Regions from separate parts of the Mus musculus genome. Here regions 2, 3 and 4 are each linked to region 1. The links are chromatin loops, found by intact Hi-C in ENCODE. Cell type or tissue: heart. All regions are shown on one strand.

What was found. Peaks named below come from ENCODE experiments on the same cell type or tissue, not always from the same donor. Only the 100,000 strongest peaks of a DNase experiment are listed, where the experiment ranks them.
Region 2: a loop joins it to region 1, with 11 times the contacts of the local background. A loop is called at or near these places in 8 of 42 quality-filtered maps.
Region 3: a loop joins it to region 1, with 4 times the contacts of the local background. A loop is called at or near these places in 5 of 42 quality-filtered maps.
Region 4: a loop joins it to region 1, with 5 times the contacts of the local background. A loop is called at or near these places in 5 of 42 quality-filtered maps.

Annotation. Positions count from the first base shown.
Region 1 is chr12:95,688,460-95,693,459 of GRCm38, reverse strand. It overlaps Flrt2 (fibronectin leucine rich transmembrane protein 2), which reads right to left and starts at 1,234. Exons shown (of 2, transcript NM_201518.4): 1 at 845-1,234. In heart, a CTCF peak has its summit at 2,520; DNase peaks (open chromatin) are centred at 49 and 1,379; H3K4me3 peaks cover 1,980 bases; H3K27ac peaks cover 1,459 bases.
Region 2 is chr12:94,187,954-94,192,953 of GRCm38, reverse strand. No RefSeq gene overlaps it. Among named protein-coding and RNA genes, the nearest start is that of Mir8099-2, 260 kb to the right of the region's middle. In heart, a CTCF peak has its summit at 2,223 (motif pointing left); a DNase peak (open chromatin) is centred at 1,963; H3K27ac peaks cover 627 bases.
Region 3 is chr12:94,584,225-94,589,224 of GRCm38, reverse strand. No RefSeq gene overlaps it. Among named protein-coding and RNA genes, the nearest start is that of Mir8099-2, 660 kb to the right of the region's middle. In heart, no CTCF peak of the experiment used is centred here; a DNase peak (open chromatin) is centred at 1,994.
Region 4 is chr12:94,414,871-94,419,870 of GRCm38, reverse strand. No RefSeq gene overlaps it. Among named protein-coding and RNA genes, the nearest start is that of Mir8099-2, 490 kb to the right of the region's middle. In heart, no CTCF peak of the experiment used is centred here; no DNase peak of the experiment used is centred here.

The DNA of each region.
Region 1 (5,000 bases):
GGCTTTTTCCAGGAGGCCAGAGTCTAGTGGAGGCTCTAGGGCAGCTGGATAGGTCCGTCCCCCTTACTACTCTGGGTATCTGCATTCAGCGCCTGAGGGCATAGAAGGACCTATCTCCGCAGCCCAGGCACTGGACGCAGGGAAAGTGGACTCCCCAGTATCGGGATCTCCTGGGGACTTTTCCATCCCTGACCAGTAAGGAAAGCACAATTACACCAGCTATGGAACTACCAGTTCTGGTGCAACAGCAGGGCAGGAAAGGTCCTTGGCTTGTAAAAATCACGAGCGATTGGAAAGAAAACGAACTAGCATCCCCAATTTAGTGGGGAATTGATCCCGGATTTCGGGCATAGGGCAGGTAGGGGCTTGAGATACTGAGGCTTGATAATAACACTTCTTGCATTCAACCCAGATGGGTATGGAGGGTTGTTACTTACCGGACTTAAGAGAAGCATTCTAAGGAAATGAAAGGCTGTTCTAAGCTTAGGGGATTTGGAAAACTCCATTTAGGATCGATGCTTTTGGCAGGTAGCAAATGAGCGATTTTACCCACAACTCGGTTACAAAACTCCCTAGAGGACTTGGAATCGACTTGAATGTAGAAGGCGCAGCCCCCCCCCCCCCCACACACACACACACATACACACCGGGTCCCCAAGTAGTCGGGGTAGATAGAAAAAGAATCCCATTTTCTTTGCGGATAAAAAGACAAAACATAGAACACCCACCTAGTGACCACCCACCACTTGTTCAAAAGGGAGTGGGGGTCCAAATAATGTGGTGGCCATGTAAAGAAAGCTAGGGCAGTCACTAGAAATTTCACCTGGCACAGCAATCCTTTTACCTGGCAGCCTTGTCTCCTTAGCTCATCCGAATCCAACCGGGTCCGGGAGGTGGAAAGGGAAGAAGCTAGAGCGGCAGTAGAGGGACTCCCCGGGCATGGTATTGTTTTAGGGGTCGCCGCCGAGGTCCCTCCTGCCCATCGTTGAGAACTGCCAGTCTGGTCCTGAGGTTCAGTGGACGCGGTGACCGGTTCTGCGCTGCTGCCTCCACGTTCTGGAAACTTGGGACAGAGGACCAGATAAGAGCGCACCTGGAAGCAGAGAGAGAAAGAGCTCTCTGCGTGTTTGAGAAGCACTGCCCTTGGTGTTATCTCCCAGCGCACATTCCTTGGTGGTGACAATGGATGACGCCAAACTCACAAGTGATGGCGACTGCTTTCAAATGTACAACTAACTGCAAGGTACCCGGCAAGACAGAAAGCTTTGCTCACCTCCCACTCCTTTCCCTCCCATCGAGGAGGGAACTGGCTTAACCCTGTGTTCACCCTACACTCCGGATAGAAGCTAGATTGCGCTGAGAAACCACAGACGCTGGCTTTCCGGGCAAAAGCTTTGTTCACGTGCAGTTCCAGTGGGCGTGTGGCTGTCTAGGGGCACTTGGGTGGCAAGGTGCCAGTGGCGCGCTTTCCGAGAGAGACTCGGAGATGGGAAGGAACCTAACGTTTCATCCGGACCAGACCCAGCCCTCACAATCTATTTTTTTTTTAACCTCCAGTTACCGGATTTATTGAAGTTGCCAGCAAAGTTGGCTTTTATTCCTTTACTTCTGTGTCCCCCGCCTCTCATATAATTTCCTTGCCCAGCTGCGCTTTGAAGACTTAGAAATCTCTGATCAAGCTCTAACTCTTAACAGAGTTTCAAGTGCAGTGCGAGAGGAATGGAGAAGGGGACCCACCCACTCCTGCCAAATTTAAATGAAACCGCAAGGAGAGTGGCCTCCCTCCTACCCATCAGAAGCTGGTGTCAACTAAATGACATCAGTTAAATAAGAAAGAGTAAAACACCTGAAGACCGGGTGGAAAAGAGACAAGAACGAAGTTGGTATGTGATTGGGTAAACGAGCCTAAAGAGAAAGGCATGAGTGGAATAAACATAGAGAGGGGGAAAAAAGAATACAAATGCAAAAATTAAAAATAGGGGAGCAGGGCTTGATATATATCAGGTTAGTTTTAAGGGCGATTTGACTAACAATGTCTCCTCAGCTCCCTTGGAACAGGTTAATTATATAATGAACAAATTCCGGCTTGGGTTTAGTGAACAGCTTTGCCTATACATTCAGAACTTCCAGAAAGTTAATTGAATAAGCAGAGAACCCGTCTTGTTGACCCAGAAAAGAAACTCAGGCCTGAGAAAACTGTTCTCTTCTGCTGTAGCTTTCTCTGTCAAATGAGCCCAGACACTGTGATCTGAGCACAAACGTACAACTGTTTTTCTCAGGCTCTATTCTTCAGTAGGAAGCTGTTAGACAGTGGAATAGGCATTGCTGAAAGGGGTTATTTTAAAAGGGAGAGCAAACCGCGCTTTACCACCGAATCGGTGCCTCCTCCGGACCCAATATACCCAACCCGATGTGAATGGCAGAAACTGCAAATGCCCATCTGAGCCCAGCAGTCCTGAGAGGCCTCTGGAGCTGCCTCAGACTTCAGCTTGAAGAATTCCGTTGTAAATCCTTCTGATTTGCCAAGGTGGCAGCAGAGCATAGCAATAGCTCCTTTGGTTCTTGAATCAGCAAAGCTCACAATTTAGGACATATGCATTTCCACCGTTCTTTAAATATCCATTCTTCTGTGCAGTTATGCATATGTGTCCCCAGAACCTATCATCCTCTATATCCTTCTTCTGAGAAGACAGTATATTAAGCTCATTCTTACAAACATATATTGGTTAACCAACAAGATGAAACCCTAAACAGGCTTGACATTGTGATTCATGCTACTGGAAACAGAATTAATCCAGAAAAGGAAGAGGGGGTGGTTATTAATAAATATAATTTCATTTTCCAGTAATGATGATTCAAAAGTATAATAAAGTAGTGCAATGAGCATATCCTCCTTTCTAAAAAGCTATGGGTGTTGTTGTTATTATTATTATCATGATTTTTATAAATGTAAGAAAATACTACTGGAAGTGTATGTAGAGAAGCAATGTGATAAGTCGTAAGTCTGACTGAAGAGTCAACTTAAGGAATGCATGGAAGTGAGGTCAGACAGAACAAAAGTCTTGTATTTGAAAAACAAAAAAACAAAAACAAGATAGCCAGAACATTTCTGAACAATAAAAAAGTTATTTTTGAAGGAATCACTTTCCCTGACTGCAAGCTGTACTGAAGAGCAATAGTGATTAAAAAAAGAAAAAGAAAAGAAAAGAAAAGAAAAGAAAAGAAAAGAAAAGAAAAGAAAAGAAAGAAAAGACAAGACAAAACCTTCATGGTATTGGTATAAATACAGACAGGTTGATCAATGAAATAGAATCGAAGACCCTGAAATAAACCCACACTCCTACAAAGCATACAGTAGAAAAAAAAAGCATCTTCAAGGAATGGCCTAGGTCCTTTATCCCTCCCTCCCTCCCTCCTTCCCTCCCTCCCTCCCTCCCTCCCTCCCTCCCTCCCTCCCTCCCTCCCCCCTCTCTCTTTCTTTCTTTCTTTCTTTCTTTCTTTCTTTCTTTCTTTCTTTCTCTCTTTTTTTGGAGAGCTTCAAACATGAGCATTGTTACCTACATCACTTGCACCATCTATGCCTCAAATTAACCTCATGTTCCTCCCTCTAAATCAGTGGTCTCATTAATCATTGTTACACACACACACACACACACACACACACACACACACACACACGGAGAGAGAGAGACAGAGAGACAGAGAGACAGAGAGACAGAGAGACAGAGAGACAGAGAGACAGAGAGACAGAGAGACAGAGAGACAGAGAGAGACAGAGACACAGACAGAGAGACAGACAGAGAGAGAGATGGAGAGACAGAGAGAGATCAATGTGTCCATTTAGCATAACTTCTATATCTATGCCTTAAGGTCTACCTATCATTACCTATCTGGGATTGAATATCCCATAAGACACCTGGTGGTTGGAAAAGCCTGATTCTCCTCTCATCAGCCACTTGTAAGTTTGGGACTATGTGAAATTTTCGTTGTCCACACAGGCGTGTCAACCGGCACTGGCATTACATAGATTTTGTCCAAGCAATCACATTATGAGTTTTCACGGGTACATTTGTCCTGTTATGCTTAAGGATTACTATCTAACATCAGGCCTCCCGAGATTCTTGATCTTCCAACTTTTCTGACTAAATTTCCATAATACTCTTGGAGCTGTTTGAGTGTAGATGTTGCACTGCAGGTGTTTCGGTTGTGACTGGACACCTGCCTTCCCTTATTCTCTGTATTTTGACAAGTTACCGACCTCTATAACAGTCTTCATCGGCTGCAAAAGAAGCTGCTTTGTTGAAGGGTAAGAGCTACAGTAACCTGTAAAGATAAGTATTTATAATATGCTTGGGAAGCATATACGTTTTGGAAAATGGCAGTACTAAATTCTTCTTCCTGGTTTATGATCTCTCCAGCATCTCCAGGTTTACAGTACCAGACATTAATTCCTTCCTATTGAGCAGGCCTTAAGTCCGATTGCACCATTGATGAGTGATATCTTGCCAATGCAGGCGTTTTTGGTGGCTGACATGAAATTATAGCTGGTAGGACTTACCTATTACCCCTCTCCCTCAGCAGTGTGCAGAGCATCATCTGGTATGATGAACACCTCCAGTATGTCTTTGAAAGATTGTTCCACACTCTCCCTTCTCTACTCAATTTGAATCAGTCTTCAACTAATCTGCATTAAAATAGTCTTTCTTTGATCTTCTTTGTGCTTCCCTTCTATTCCTACATCACATTCTTCACTTGTTCAAAACCTCAACTAATTTATGCAAACATAGCAGTCATTATACCCATGGCTTCTCGTCTCCCTCTGTCACATTTTCCCGAGAGAGTGCTGTTCATTTCAATTTTCCATAAAGTGATGTTTAACTATCTGCAGTTTGTCTCTCAACTAGACCTTAGCATCTCAAAGTATTATATTGGTTTCACGCTTCTATTTCAGTTGTACATAGTCCATCATGCTTCCCCTCACCAGATGCTCAAAGATGGTT
Region 2 (5,000 bases), 1.5 Mb after region 1:
GTTATATACATACTATATGGATTAAATTTCACCATGTATTATATATAAACACAACCATAGAATTTGCATTCTAAAATAATAATCAGAGATAAAATATCATTGAGTTCTTATTCTGTTTTTTTTGTTTGCATTTAAATTTAATTTTGCTAATGCTCAATAGCTGCTCTTAACATAACCACTAGATTTGTGAATAAGAATCATCATGATACAAGTGCTTATCCTAGGACAATTGGTCTGATATGTGATCTTCTATGTTCCAGATTACTGTTGTAATCTGAGCAATTACTTTATCAGAATTACCTATTTGCACATCTCATTTCTGTTTTATAATTTGAGACTCAGTAATAATACATATTTACTTTGCATTATATTCATTCACATACTTAGAAGAATGGGCTTGACTTTCCTGGGAAAGCTTTTTTCTGTGTCCATAAGGCAAGTCCTTAGCTTTTTATAATTAAATCTTGATAACCTAGGACACATTTTTATTTCTTTTTCTTCTTTTATTTTATTTATTTATTTTTATTACTTGTTTGTTATAGAATCTGTCAGTAAATCTCTTTATAAAGACACTCATATTCCTTGTAACATAATTTATTTAGATCTATAATTTAGTCAGTCCTTAAGTGCATACGATTCATATCTGCTCCTCTTTTCCTTCTATAAGTTAATCCCTGGCAGTACAACCCAATGACCAAGCTGATGATATAAAGTGATGAAGAGCTGAGCAGAATTTAAATTGTTCATTCAATTGGCATATACACTGAAGGTGACAGTAATTTTCATAATTTTATGTATATACAGCTTTATGACCTATCCTTCACAGAAAACATCCCATTTGCCATGGATTTTGCTAGAGGAAGTGATCTAAGAACTTTCTCCATACATTGTAAACAGTTAAAAAAATTAACCAATGGCATTTCATGACCTGTGACTACTATAAGGTACCCAGTATTCAGTTTCTGTAAAGATTTTGTACAGCACAGCATCTCTCATGGTCTCATGAATTATCTAACACTTGTCTCGTGCTCCAAGCACAAAGCTGAACAATTGTCACAGTGAAGACACAACTTATGCATCCTAAATATTTACCATCTGAGCCTACATAGAACACCTTTATAGACATTAATGTAAAGGCTACTGAAACTGAATTAAAGTAAAACCAAGTCCTTGATTTATGACATACTAGAGATATAAATTCTTGTTGATCTTCGTGGAAGTGAGACCCATCAGATAAAATACACATTAAGTAACAAATAAATTGGGAGACTAGGTATAAAAGTTTATGGTTAAAAGACAATAAAAAGTATAAAACAGACGCTGACATTCAATTTGATGTGTGTGTCCATTTGTGTCAGTTCATCTAAACAATGGTAATTTGGTCAAGATTTTCTGCAAAATAATATTTAATGAAATTTACTGCTTGCATGCTAGGAAAAAAATCTAAAAGGGAAATCTTTTATGTTAGCAGTTTTAAATCAGTGATTCAACTAAGCAAAATTATTGCTATCCTGATCTTTACAAAGAATCTGAAATTTATGGAGTGAAATGTATATAAAGGTTAGCCTCACCTTTTCACTTCAGGCATGATGACAGATATATGTGTTCCTGTAGCCAGTGTGGGGGGCATTTTTAATATATGCACATAAATGCACATGAAGACGAGTACCAAAAGACCTTACTTGTCCCCGATGCCTCTATAATTTCTCAGATTAGTAAAACTGTCAGTTTTCAAGTGACCAGATTGGAAATAAATCACTGGAAGTTTCACTTTTTAGCAGATGGCTAAGGAGGCGCATGCGTGTCTTTAAGAGGATAAAGAACTCAATGTGTAGACAATTGAAGGAAGCTCCTGGACGCCTGGATGTGGACACTTGGGGGCCTGCTAGCAAGAAGCAGACAGACATCCTGGCCTTCCTGGCACAGTCATGGCCTTTCCTATGACATTACACTTTGTATAATGATGGCACATTTGTCAAAGTGCCAAGCTCCCAGCCCAGGACTGCCTGTCTACTCTGAACAAAGGGAAGCACCCGGGGCATGCCTTTTTAAATAGCCTGGCTGGCTCCTGAGGTGGCTTGTGACCAGGGAGGGTGTGGATGACATTGCCTTTGATGTCAGTCCTTGTGATGGTAATGGGGTCACCAAGTTAGCAAAGGAGAGCATGAAGAAAAATCCTTCAGGATTTGCTATGTAGGCAGGCAAAATTTTAGGGTTAAGGACTCATCAGTGGGTCAGAAGTGACCCCTAGTGGAGTTAAATTAATCTTTCTAGATATGTGGTGTGTGTGTGTGTGTGTGTGTGTGTGTGTGTGTGTGTGTGTGTACGCGCACGCGCACTACTGCTACATGAAGACAAGACAAAAACAATACAAGTGAAGAAAACTAAATTTAAAATATCGAAGAGTAACACTGACAGATAAAGAGAATACAAGAGAGACAGCAAGTAAGCAAAGGACTTAAATGAAAGGTTAAAAACAATTGTTTTGTCTGGGACTTTGCCTTAAAGAAGCTGGTATTGACAAAGTGATATTAATAAGATTTTAAGTCTTTCCAGTTTCATCTTACCCAAAAGCCAGCCTCAATGAAAGTCATATACCTCTGAGTAGCCTTCAGACCTTCATGTGTCCCAGAGGTGTCATTCTTTCTTTCCCAATTCTAATTTGTCTCTTTGCTCATTGGTGGTACTGACTGCTTTTAACTTCTCTTTCTTCTTGTTCTTGTATCTTAATTATTTGTGCTTCACCAGCTTGGATTAACCTTCAACTTTGTCCTTTTTATTTAGTCTTAACTCAGAAACACCGATTTAGAGAGTCATCATCTATCCACTCAAGTCATCCTTCCATACTGTAAGCCCTGAGCTCTGTTGCATTTAGTCTATGTACTTTATTTGTTTAAGAGTCTCGTGTAGGTTGGGATCTGTATACTTAAGTTATGAACAGTACCACAATTAGTGAGTTGGATGGTTTTAAAATTGATAAGTTTCCAGAATAGACTACCCTGGCATTACCAGAACTAGGAAGGCTAAGATGAATTATCTTGGCACCAAAGATCTGATGTCTTACACTAAATCAGAGCTGTGAACTCTTTGACTACATGGCATGAATGAGCTTAACCACTGGGCTTCCTAGTCACTTCTAGACTGTCAAACTGAATGTATAAAAATCTCTTTAAGATCTTTAGAAGAAAAGATATATAACACTATTTTAAACAATGGACCTGCAGTTCAATTACTTTTCTATGTCTATAATAAAAATAGACCTCAGGGTGAGTAGCCTACAATAACAGACTTTTGCTGTCTCACAATTTTCCAGATCAGAAGGTTCAAATGATCAGTGACATTGATAACTTCTGAGATTTACCAGGAAAATGGATCCATCCTTTCCCATAGGTTCTAGCTGTCTAGTGGCTACTGTGGGGACTCCTTGAATTTTCTGTATTGAAGCAATGTCTAGTACCTGCCTCAGGTGCAATTTCATATACATGTATGTGTATATGTATTGTATTTACATACACACACAAATTATATATATTTATTTATATAAACAATATATATATATTTATATTATATATATAAATATATATATAAGACTAAATAATATATATATATTGTTAACTCCAAATGATGTGTTATGTTAGTATCTATGCAAACCAGCTCATCTTTGTTTGAAAACTATCATTTATTGAATATCTAATCCCAAAAATTTTATATTCTGAGACAACAGGCAGTTATGATTTCAGCATGAGTTTTAGGAAGGCATAAAACACCTAGTATGTAACGGCATAATCTCAGATACTCTGTAGGATGAATTAGGAAAGAAGGAAGGACAATTTTAACACAAAGAGATATTCCCTATGAAATTTTCCATTCTGAGCATCACCTCTCCTTAAAAAGATCATTTATTGAATTATAACACTCCACTTTTATGCAAAATTCCCTTTATACCTTAGCAATGCATAGAGTTGCATGATTTCATTGACACCCTGTTCTCTACCACATACTGTGTTTAGGCAAGAGAATTAATCCAGGGACAAAAAATAATTAGTAGTCAAGAAGAATGCAGAGCATGCACACCATTTCCATCCATTTAAAAGTATAAATTCTATTGATATTTTTGGATTATGATGATGGTATGAACAATGTGTTTTCAGCAAGATAGTGGGCAATGAGTGGTATTCAGAATGCAACTCAGGTACTAATGCAGAAGGTGAAAAAGAGTAATAAATCAAAGTGTGATGTTAGGAAAATGTATGGAGCCATTGAGAAATATGCTTCTGGTTATCTCCAAAAGTAACAAGTATAACGTTCTCAGTGATCTATAGGGTTTATGTCACAGCAGAACAACTTGGAACACTCTTGTCTAGAACACCATGTTGACCACATTTGTATGCCTTGTCTGAGACTCCCAGGGCATCCTTTCCAAGGCTAATGCTGGCTGAGTTGTATGATTGGACTTTTCCTCGTTCTTCTGTTTACTAAAAGCCTTTTCATCTCTTAATGTGTATTATATCTAAGATCTATTCCTTCCTTCCATGGGAGGTAGCAAAATGTAATCATGTTGAGAGATACTGTTTGCTAAAATATAACTTGTATCATAGACCTGTTTTATCCGGCATACTGCACAGTGAAAGCTCACGAGGCTCAGAGTCATTTGTCTCTGTAGAGCCTTTGGAGGTTTACATAAGCTGTCTCTGGGTCACAAAGCAACAAAGAATACACTTCTGGGTTATTTTAGATATATTTCAAACTCCCAAGAGGCAAGCAACTGTGCTGTACTTACAGAAGATAATCGGCAAAGGCCTGTACAGTATTTTAAAACTGGAGGATGTCAGAGATGGGTATGTATGAAAAATTGTTCACTCTGAGCTCCTCAAATCCCACAGTGGTAAACATATGAATGAAGCAAAGCACTGGCCTGAGGCAAGAAATCTTAATATTGCTATTCACTGCTTGGGCACAAGAGACCTGTCATTTAATATCTCCACAGGCTATAGCTCCAT
Region 3 (5,000 bases), 1.1 Mb after region 1:
CAGAGCTGGTTTTAAGCAAAGCCAACTTCATCCTGAAGAGCTGCCGAGAGGTATGTAGTCACTCGCAGCTGCAGCAAGTTGAGTTAGTGGATCCAAAGCTGGCTTCTGAAGACGCAGCTTCATGCATGTGTATCCTATAAAAATGCATCTCAGTATTGTATCACAAAAGGCATTTATGTATGTTTGTGGACTATCTCCCTTGCCTGTGACATCTTCGTAGATCATCAGCGGCTACACTGGTCTACTTACCAGTTTGAAGCTGTTAAGATTTCAAGTTAAAATCAACATGAAAGGCAGCCTGAGGAGTTTATATTTTCCATGTATAAACACTGAAACTCGTTGACACTTCTGAGGACATTTGTCCCCTGTCACCACTTCATTGGTGACTTAAGATTGCTTTATGTTACTCTTGGCAAGGAGAGAGTCAGTAGAGCTAAAACAATAGCCTGAAATGCGTAATGCACCAACCTTGATTGTGTTACTATATTTGTTTTTCCTTTCGAGTGGCCAAGCCTGCTACAGAAAAGGGAGAGAATATTTGAGTGCATGGTTTAGCTGTCTACTTAATGTTCCACTGTTGAATGGTGAAGAAAAATTTGTACTCAGTTAATTTTTCCCTTGGAACAAACTACTATACTGTTTATCTTTGCTATTAGATTATACCCAAAGAAGAATTAAATCAATTACAAAAGACTATGAGCATAACACATAACTACTTCATGAACTTATTAAATTTAGAACTTGTAAGTAAGTTGAAATTATTTTAGATATTAACTTAATTGTATGTATTAAGTAATGTTTCACTATCATAGACTTACAAGTAAAATAACCGTAAATGGACTGAGCATGCTGTATTATATATTTAGTCATATAAGCATGCATGTGTGCTTCTTTGTGTGTGTGTGTGTGTGTGTGTGTGTGTGTGTATGCATGTGTAACAAAAGTACTTAAAGAAAAAGAGGCCATGAATTCCAGAATGAGCAAAGGAGGTTGGTGCATGGGAAGGATGAGAGTGAAGAAAGGAAAAGGGGGAAACAATGTAACTTTATTTTAATTAAAATAAAAAAAATTAAGGTTTTTCTTAGCTTGACATTCCTCAGATTTAGTGTTTATTTTGAACATACTTAAATATCTTATTGTCATTTTAGGAGAAAACATTTAATAATCAAGGCATTCATCATTTAAAATATAAATACAATAGAGCATGATATTTTTTCTTTAAATAAAATTATTTCATTTTATGGTTATTATACATCATAAAAATTGATGTTGAAGTAGGTTCTTTTATAGTGGATAGATTTTAAAATAAAACAAGCAAGTAGAAAAACTATAGGGATTGCTTGTGCTTTTAAATACATTTGGAATAATTATTTGCTGTTTGTCCTAATTATTTTAGCTTGAATACAAATTAATACGTTTCACTATAACCTTTCATACTTATATCAGAGCAGGTTCCTCATATTGAACCCCCTACCTTTAGCTGAGTTTCTTAAACATAAGTGCACACTGATTTCTGTAAGTTGTAAATTTACTCAACTGTGTTATTAAAAAATGTTTAAAATAAACATAGTCGTGAATCTAATTTATAACTTAATCAGTATGCAAATCAGGAAGATTTCAAGTATTTAGTTTGTGAAAACACTATTTCTTAGCTCAGGGTTGCTTACAAAAGACTCAAAGTTCAAAGTTGTTCCTCCTTTGATTTTAGCAGTTATCATGATTAACTAAAAAGTCAAAAGTAACATTTTTTGGCCCTGGCTTAAGCCTGTTTTTAACATATTCATCACACATAACAAGCTAAGGGATTTTTCTCAAATGTTGTGATTAATGTTCACCTTTTCGTGAACCTCAAGCTTAGAAAAATATCAAAAGAAAAAAATGTCAGGAAATGACAAGAACTCAACAATAGATATTTTAAGTCCCTGGTTATAGGGAATTCGATTGTCTCAGCAGTGTGATGCAGTTTCCCTGGGGGACAATCCTACTGCCTAATGGGTATTCACAGAGCCAAGACAACTTATCAGGCCAGCGACACTCCACTGCTTAATAGGCATTAGCTGCTACCTTTGCCAGGAACTTGGCTATCAACACATCTTTCTAACTGAGAATGGCTTCAGAAATATGAACTGGGATCCCATGCCCGAGAGTTGTGATTATTAACAATTTTTTCTCTAGGCTATGTCTTATATTTTGGGCAATGGCAAAAAAAGCACTATTAACCCCTCTACTGGTTTTGACTGGAAACAATAAAAACTACTTCCTTCATTAAATGGCAGGATAATTTGTTGTCACCAAGAATAGCAGGTATTTTAGATGGGTCAGCGTGAACTGACTAGAAGGAGTGAATAGTAGTGCTGAAGCTGAGAATAACATTGTCCTCCATTAGTTGTGAGAGCAGCTAAATCCATGCTAAGAAGACAGAATGGTACATTTCCACATCATGACCCTGTGTGATTGATACTGTTGTATATTAAAGAAGCATGGTTGCTGAATTTAAAATCAAATGACATAAGATAGATAATGGACTGTCAACTGTCATTTGTTCCAATTTTGTGTAAATGTAACTGTCTATATTCATAACAATATATGGGTTACCATGTAAATTATGTATATTATGTAATGAATACTACTTTTTATATTTCTGACACATACACGGTATTCATGCATGTGTATGGTTGTGTGTGCTATGTACATACTTATAAGTGAGGACATATATATTTATGGAAGCCAGAGGAGGACACTGAATATTATATTCAGTTACTCTTCACATTATTACATTGAGATGTGATCTCTCATTGGCTTGGAGATGGTCTGATATCAACAAGCAACATGAAATCTCCAGTATCCACTTTCTCATAGCACCTGGATTAGTCACACGTAGCCTTGCCTGGGATTTTGTAGATAGCTGAGATCATGTCCTGTTAGCACAGGATGTACTTTTAGCCAATGGGCTATGTCAGCAGCTCCTTCATATCACCCCTCTGACCATTTATTCTCCCTTACCTTCATTTTTTTTGTCTATAATTAAATGATTTCCTTGATAGGATGCTTATACAGCTGAATGAAAATAATGTTTATGAAAGTATATTTACCCTCCACACCTATGTTAAATTTTATGGTTAAAAACAATAAAAGGATAATGTGATATTTTCCACAGGTAATCACAAAGGCATAAAGTTAATCAAAAGAATAAAACACATTCAATAGAGCTGGTTAATGAGAGCACTGGCTGTGCCTTTAGTAGTAAAATCCTGTATATGCCATTTTCTGGAGCAATTCTTGAGAAGACTGACAAGCAGGGATCAAGAGAAGTTGGCTTCCATCTGGTATATCTCCAAGCCTGCTACATTGCTGTTGCCTTCTAAGTAGCCACCTACATCAGCAGGGACTTCCTCTGACAACTGGCAAGGAAGGAACAATGTGTGTCTGCTACAGGGATTGTATTGTGGGATATCTGGGCACTTACATCTTCAGGTGGCTGCTGAAGAATTTCCTTTCTCCTTAAAATTGCATCTGGAAGACAATGAGGATAAATATTACCGCAGTTGGCAGGGCATCAGGCGGAATGCACCATTGTTCATTACTCTGCCTAAAGATCTAAACTGAGATGATAGGTTCCTGACTTTAAGAATAGCTCCTGATTTCCCTAGAAACTTAGGACAATGAAGAAAATATTACACATTTAAGCATTAATGATCTCAAAATATGCATTTTAAATTGTGTATACCTTCATATTTTTGCATATGTGTGTTTTGATGTGGGTGTGCATGACAGGCTAACCCAGAATTTGGCATCCAATATACCCCTCCATTGATTTTACCTTATTTTAAGAGACAGTGTCTGTACCTTAACCTGAAGTGCATTGATTTGGCTAGAGTATGCTCTCAATGAGCTCCAGAATACAACTGCTACACTGACAGATGTTTGCCAGGGTGCTCAGCTTATGATATGCATGCATGACAAGTGCATTACCTACTGAGACATCTCTCCAGCTCCTAATTTGAATGCTAAACACACACATATAAGGCCAGACAGTTCACTATGCATAGTAATTCCCAAACACTCTTGAAAAATACTGACCTTGTATGGAATTGAATTAATCTTTTCAGCAATTTAGCCTCTGTCCCCAAAGCCACATTAAAAAAATATATATATCTCCAAGTAGTGACACTGGAAGCAATGCATGAACTAAAGGACATAGATTTCTCATTAGCTGTGTTTGTATTGGTAAGTGCCACTGCCAAGGATTGGTGGGAAAGTATCACCAAGTTGATGTCAATCAAACACTGGAAGGGAAAGGGATGTTATCACTTACACTTTTGGCTGTTCTTTCCCCATTGCTTATGCTAGTTGTACTGTTTGTAGAGTTGTCAGAATCTTTATGCATCCTACAGAACACTAGCAAGGATCAAGAACTGAGTTTCCTATGTGTGCTCATCATAGCACAGGTATTCTTGCCATGTGCTGTGGACCAGAAGCAACTCACCTTAAAGACAAATGTGTTCTTATATTGTCCTACACAATTTTCTGATACTGTGAAAAATACTGCTAAACCAACTAACTTCTCAGGAAGAAAGTTGCATTTTAAATCCCAGCTTTTAAGTCCATGTTCAGTTGGCTCTGAGTTTTGGGCATGTGTGATGTACTACACATATCTAAGGAATGTGAAGAGGGAGTATTTCAACTCAGTGCAGCTGGTCAACCGTGAAAGACATGCAGAGATCAGTGTTCCAGGACCACCTTCATAGACACATCCATAATGACCATTAAACCACCTACTTAACTCCAGTTTTTATAAGTGTCAGCACCTTCTGACACTGCCAAAGGATAGAAACCAGGCCTTTGACCTGTGAGATATAGGGATACATGCCCATATCCCAACACTTGAGGATTAGTTGCTGTGTAAGATAGAATATGGGCAAGGCTTTAAATCACCCCATCACGATTGAGATATGCAATCAGTACTTGCTGTAGAAGCAATGTATGTGTCAGGACTCAAG
Region 4 (5,000 bases), 1.3 Mb after region 1:
GGAGAATTAAGAAAACTGGTCTTAAAGGGGGAAGGCTAGAAGAACATATATATTGGAAGAATCTTTGGTAATGTAGTGAATGTTGTTGAGTTGGTCTTGAAGAATGATGACTGTAGAACTAGATGTCTTTATTAAAAATCCATTAACTTGGAAGAGTATGTCCTTATACACTGGCTTGCCTGTTGCATAATTTACTTGTAACTGTATCTGTTAAAATAATCCTCCCGTTGTTTTACTATTTCAAGTATGGTTTGGGCTCATCAGTTTGTATTTTTGGTGAATGGTATACATACATGACCTTTCAGGAACACACTTGATTTTATTCCAATGAACCTAACTATACAGAAGCTTTTAAGACTACAAACCGAGGGTATAAAGGGCAAGTTCTCATTAACCAATAAGAGCAATACTCTACTGATTTTTCTAAATCATTTAGTTGATGAAGTTCATCAGCAATTGGTTACTTACTCTGATATGGGAGAGTTCTAACGTATGTAAATATATGAATCAATTTTGAAGGTTCTTGATGTTCAGGGATTTTTTTATATTGTTCTCTTTCACAGTTCATCTTATTGTTGGAATTGTCTCCAGTGTCTTACTTCATCCAGGGAAGATCCTCCTGCCATCTTGTCCTACTAAAGAAGAAAGGAAGAGAGCTAATGAAGATGTAAAAACAGCCTTGAAGAGAGATCCCATAATAAAATAAACCTAACAAAAATTATGTTTCACTTCCTCTGTATTTTATCAACACAACATGGGGAATCTGACCATAAAAATAATTATTGGTAGTGGAAATGCCTCCTATATCAGTACAACACTATTTAAAGAAGTCCAGAGTTACAGGCAAAATCAACACCAATAAAGGAACAACACAGATGTGGAAAATGAGACATGACAATATGGTAAATATTAAAGTTACCTTGTCTCCTATCTAATTAAGACAATCTTACACTAAACTGTTACTTTTATAAATCTAAACTTCTGTTCATGTTTTATGTGTATTGAGTTCTCAAAAAAATTATGACACATTGCAAAATTAGGCAAAAGTTTATCTAATAAGCCAAACAGGGATTATAAGGTATGCTACATATAATAAAACTAAAAGTTGTCTCAGGCCAAGCAGTTGTGGCGCACGCTTTTAATCTCAGCACTTGGGAGGCAGAGGAAGGCAGATTTCTGAGTTTGAGACCAGCCTGGTCTACAGAATGAGTTCCAAGACAGCCAGGGCTACACAGAGAAACCTAGTCTCAAAAACAAAACATAACCAACCAACAAACAAACAAACAAATAAAAAAAAAAAACATTGTCACGTCTAGAAGTTGTGTTTGTGGTCTGTTCTGTTGCCAAAACCATGTTTAGACCCAGCATCTGTGCTCCCACTGACTTTGAAACTGTGAAGTGCAAAGAGCTATGTTTGCTGTGTTAGTGAACACATAGCTGAAAGGTAGAGACATGGAAGGCTTCTGAGAAAAACCCCTAACTCTCACTCAAAAACCATACTAAACAGGAAGCCACTTATGAGACCTCTTAAGCAGTATGATGCTGATAATGAGGAAAAACTCTTGACAACTGAAGGATTCTGGCAGAAGTGTGGCAGGTGAAAGACTCAGTTCTATTTAAGGGACAGGCTACTGAGAATTTGATCATGCTGAAAGTGAGTATGTAGATAATACAAATTGGACTTTTTAAAATTACTTTTTTTTTTTCGATTCAGGGGTTAATCACAAGAGAAAGGTGGACATGGAAAATTTGGAAAGTAAATGTGATCAAGGTCCATTATGTGAAATTCCCAGAAAATCAGTACAGTGTTATGTTGGAAAAAATTAAAGCTATCAAGTAGAAAATGTAAAACAATTATGAATCTTATTAAGGTATGTAAAAGATAAGAACATGCCATCAACTTCTTGTTGATAGATGAAGTATGAGGATCAATAGGCTTGAAGCACCATTAGAAGAAACTTAAAAATTTTTATGCTCAGAGACAACTAAAGTAGAACACAAATAACAACAGTGGCAAAACACAAAGCCAAACACAAAGCCAAATGAAAGTCAAAGAACTAGGAAACAACTGGCCAAGTTATCACTAGTATATGCATTTTTGAAACATCTGAAGCCAGGCAGTGATGGTGCATACCTTTAATCCCAGCACTCTGAGTTCGAGGCCAGCCTGGTCTACAGAGTGAGTTTCAGGACGTCCAAGGTTACACAGAGAAACCCTGGCTCAAGAAAAATAAAAAACAAACAAAAAAGAAAAGGAAAGAAAAGAAAGAAAAGAAAAGAAAGAAAAGAAAAGAAAAGAAAAGAAAAGAAAAGAAAAGAAAAGAAAAGAAAAGAAAAGAAAAGAAAAGAAACAACAGAAGAAAGCTTAAGCCAAGGGGATGTTTGGAATTATTCTAATTGCATAACTTCTAAATAAATGACAGATATAGAGAACTTTGGGCAAACTAGGAAAACAAAACAAAATGATTATGGTAAAGCCACATGCATGTATTCGTGGCAGCTTGCTATCACTATATCAGTATCTGAAAGAAAAAGAACAGATTAGTTTCATATGTATGACTTAGTGTCCTGTTGCTATGAAGAGACACCATGACCATGGCAACTTTTATTAAGGAAAGCATTTAATTGGGGGCTGGCTCACAGTTCAGAGGTTTACTCCATTGTTATCATGGTGGCAACCATGGTGACATTAAGGCAGATATGATACTGGATAGCAGCTGAGAGTTCTGCATCTGGCTCTAAAGGCAGCAGGCAAAGACACTGGGCCTGGCTTAAACATTTAAAACCCCAGACTCACACCCAGTGACATACTACCTCCCACAAGGCCACACCTATTCCAACAAGGCCACACCTTCTAACCCCTGTCAAATAGTACCACTCAGTAATGACCAAACATTGAAAGCATGGATATATTTTTAGCAGAATCATTTAATATTGAAAAATTGTGTGTGGAGGGGGGAGCTAAATTATAGTAACCTAGGTGCCCCTTATTAGCATTTCTTTTAGGGTCCACCCAAAAGTAACCTAGCAACAGTCAGGTAGGTACAAGCTTTGATTGCTATAAAAAGATTGTGTGGCCCCACTCCCTCTCCCTCTCCCTCCCACTCCCCCTCTCCCCCTCCCTCTCCCCCTCCACCCTCCCCTCTCTCTGTATTTTCACTGGCCTCTCTTTCTTCCCCCATCTCTCTACTTGTTCCCAGCTGACCTCTTCCTTTCTTTCTCTCACCTTTTGCTTTCTGTCCCTCTCTGTCCCATTTCTTTGGACACACCCCCTTCTCATACCCCAAATAAATTTTATTTTATACTAGACCCGCTCCTGCTGCAACATGCCTTCACATTTCAAAATGTAACACCACCATGCCTTTTAGAATTTTAAAATTGAAATGTAAAACTAATTATTACATTTTATAGCACAATCATAGGGATGGAAAGATTAAGAAAGAATTTATTTCCTGTTGTCCATTATCCAAGACTTTTGATGTGAAAAATCTCTCTTTTTAAATCAAAGTGTGAATTTATTCTAAACCATTAGTTGCTTTTTACTATCTTTGCAAACATATTTCTGTAATTTTTAGAATCTGAGAGTAAACAATTTATCTCATTAGAATTGTCTAGGAAATGATTGCACAGGTGTGTGTAATTTAGATCTATAGTTAATAACAGTCATATTTCCGTGATAAATTTTTTCTTAAGTTAAATTAAGTTGATTTACTTTTACTTTACATGAAGTAACACTGTGTAATTGATACAACTACACAGCATTGTCTTCAGTGGAGGCCTTTTTTTATTCTTAGGTTTCACAAAACTGTTTATTTTCCATTGTTTGGAAATAGGCCCAATATTTCCAACAATACACATATATGTATCTGTGTCTGAGAATTTAGTGAAATATTTTTTTAAATTTTATTGGTTATTTTCCTCATTTACATTCCAATGCTATACCAAAAGTCCCCCATACCCTCCCCCCTATCCCCCTACCCACCCACTCCCACTTCTTGGCCCTGGCGTTCCCCTGTACTAAGGCATATAAAGTTTGCACGATGATCAATGGGCCTCTCCACTGATGGCCGACTAGGCCATCTTCTGATACATATGCAGCTAGAGACACGAGATCTAGGGGGTACTGGTTGGTTCATATTGCTGTTTCACCTATAGGGTTGCAGATCCCTTTAGCTCCTTAGATACTTTCTCTAGCTCCTCCATTGGGAGCCCTGTGATCCATCCAATAACTGACTGTGAGCATCCACTTCTGTGTTTGCTAGGCCCCGGCATAGTCTCACAAGAGACAGCTATATCTGGGTCCTTTCAGCAAAACCTTGCTAGTGTATGCAATGGTGTCTGCGTTTGGCAGCTGATTATGGGATGGATTCCTGGATATCATAGTCTCTAGATGGTCCATCCTTTTGTCTCAGCTCCAAACTTTGTCTCTGCAACTCCTTCCGTGGGTGTTTTGTTCCCAGTTCTAAGAAGGGGCAAAGTGCACTTTGGTCTTCATTCTTCTTGAGTTTCATGTGCTTTGTATCTTGTATCTTGGGTATTCTAAGTTTCTGGGCTAATACTCACTTATCAGTGAGTACATATCATGTGAGTTGTTCTTGTATGTTAACATACCAAATCTGGTTGTTATTGAATTTTTGATGAAATGTTATGATAGTTGCCAAGTCTCCATTTAAACCATGAACAAAATTATCTCCCTCTATTTCTCATTACTAAGAGAAAAAATAATGGTACATTTTCTTGCATTGTTCTCAAGCCTTGTATCTTCCAATGCCAAGTTTGGACAGAATAGAAACAATACTACTAATTTAAAACTGGGGATGTTCTAGGCAACAATATTTGTGACATCAGTAACTGTTGCTGCTCAGAACAAAGCAGTACCATGTGATCTCTCAATTTCCTCATCAGGCAAAGATAGAAATCATGTCCATTCAGGGTGATTCACAGAGAGAAGAAAGTGTGATTATTAGTTTTGAGGTTCGTTGTTGTTGTTTTGTTTTGAT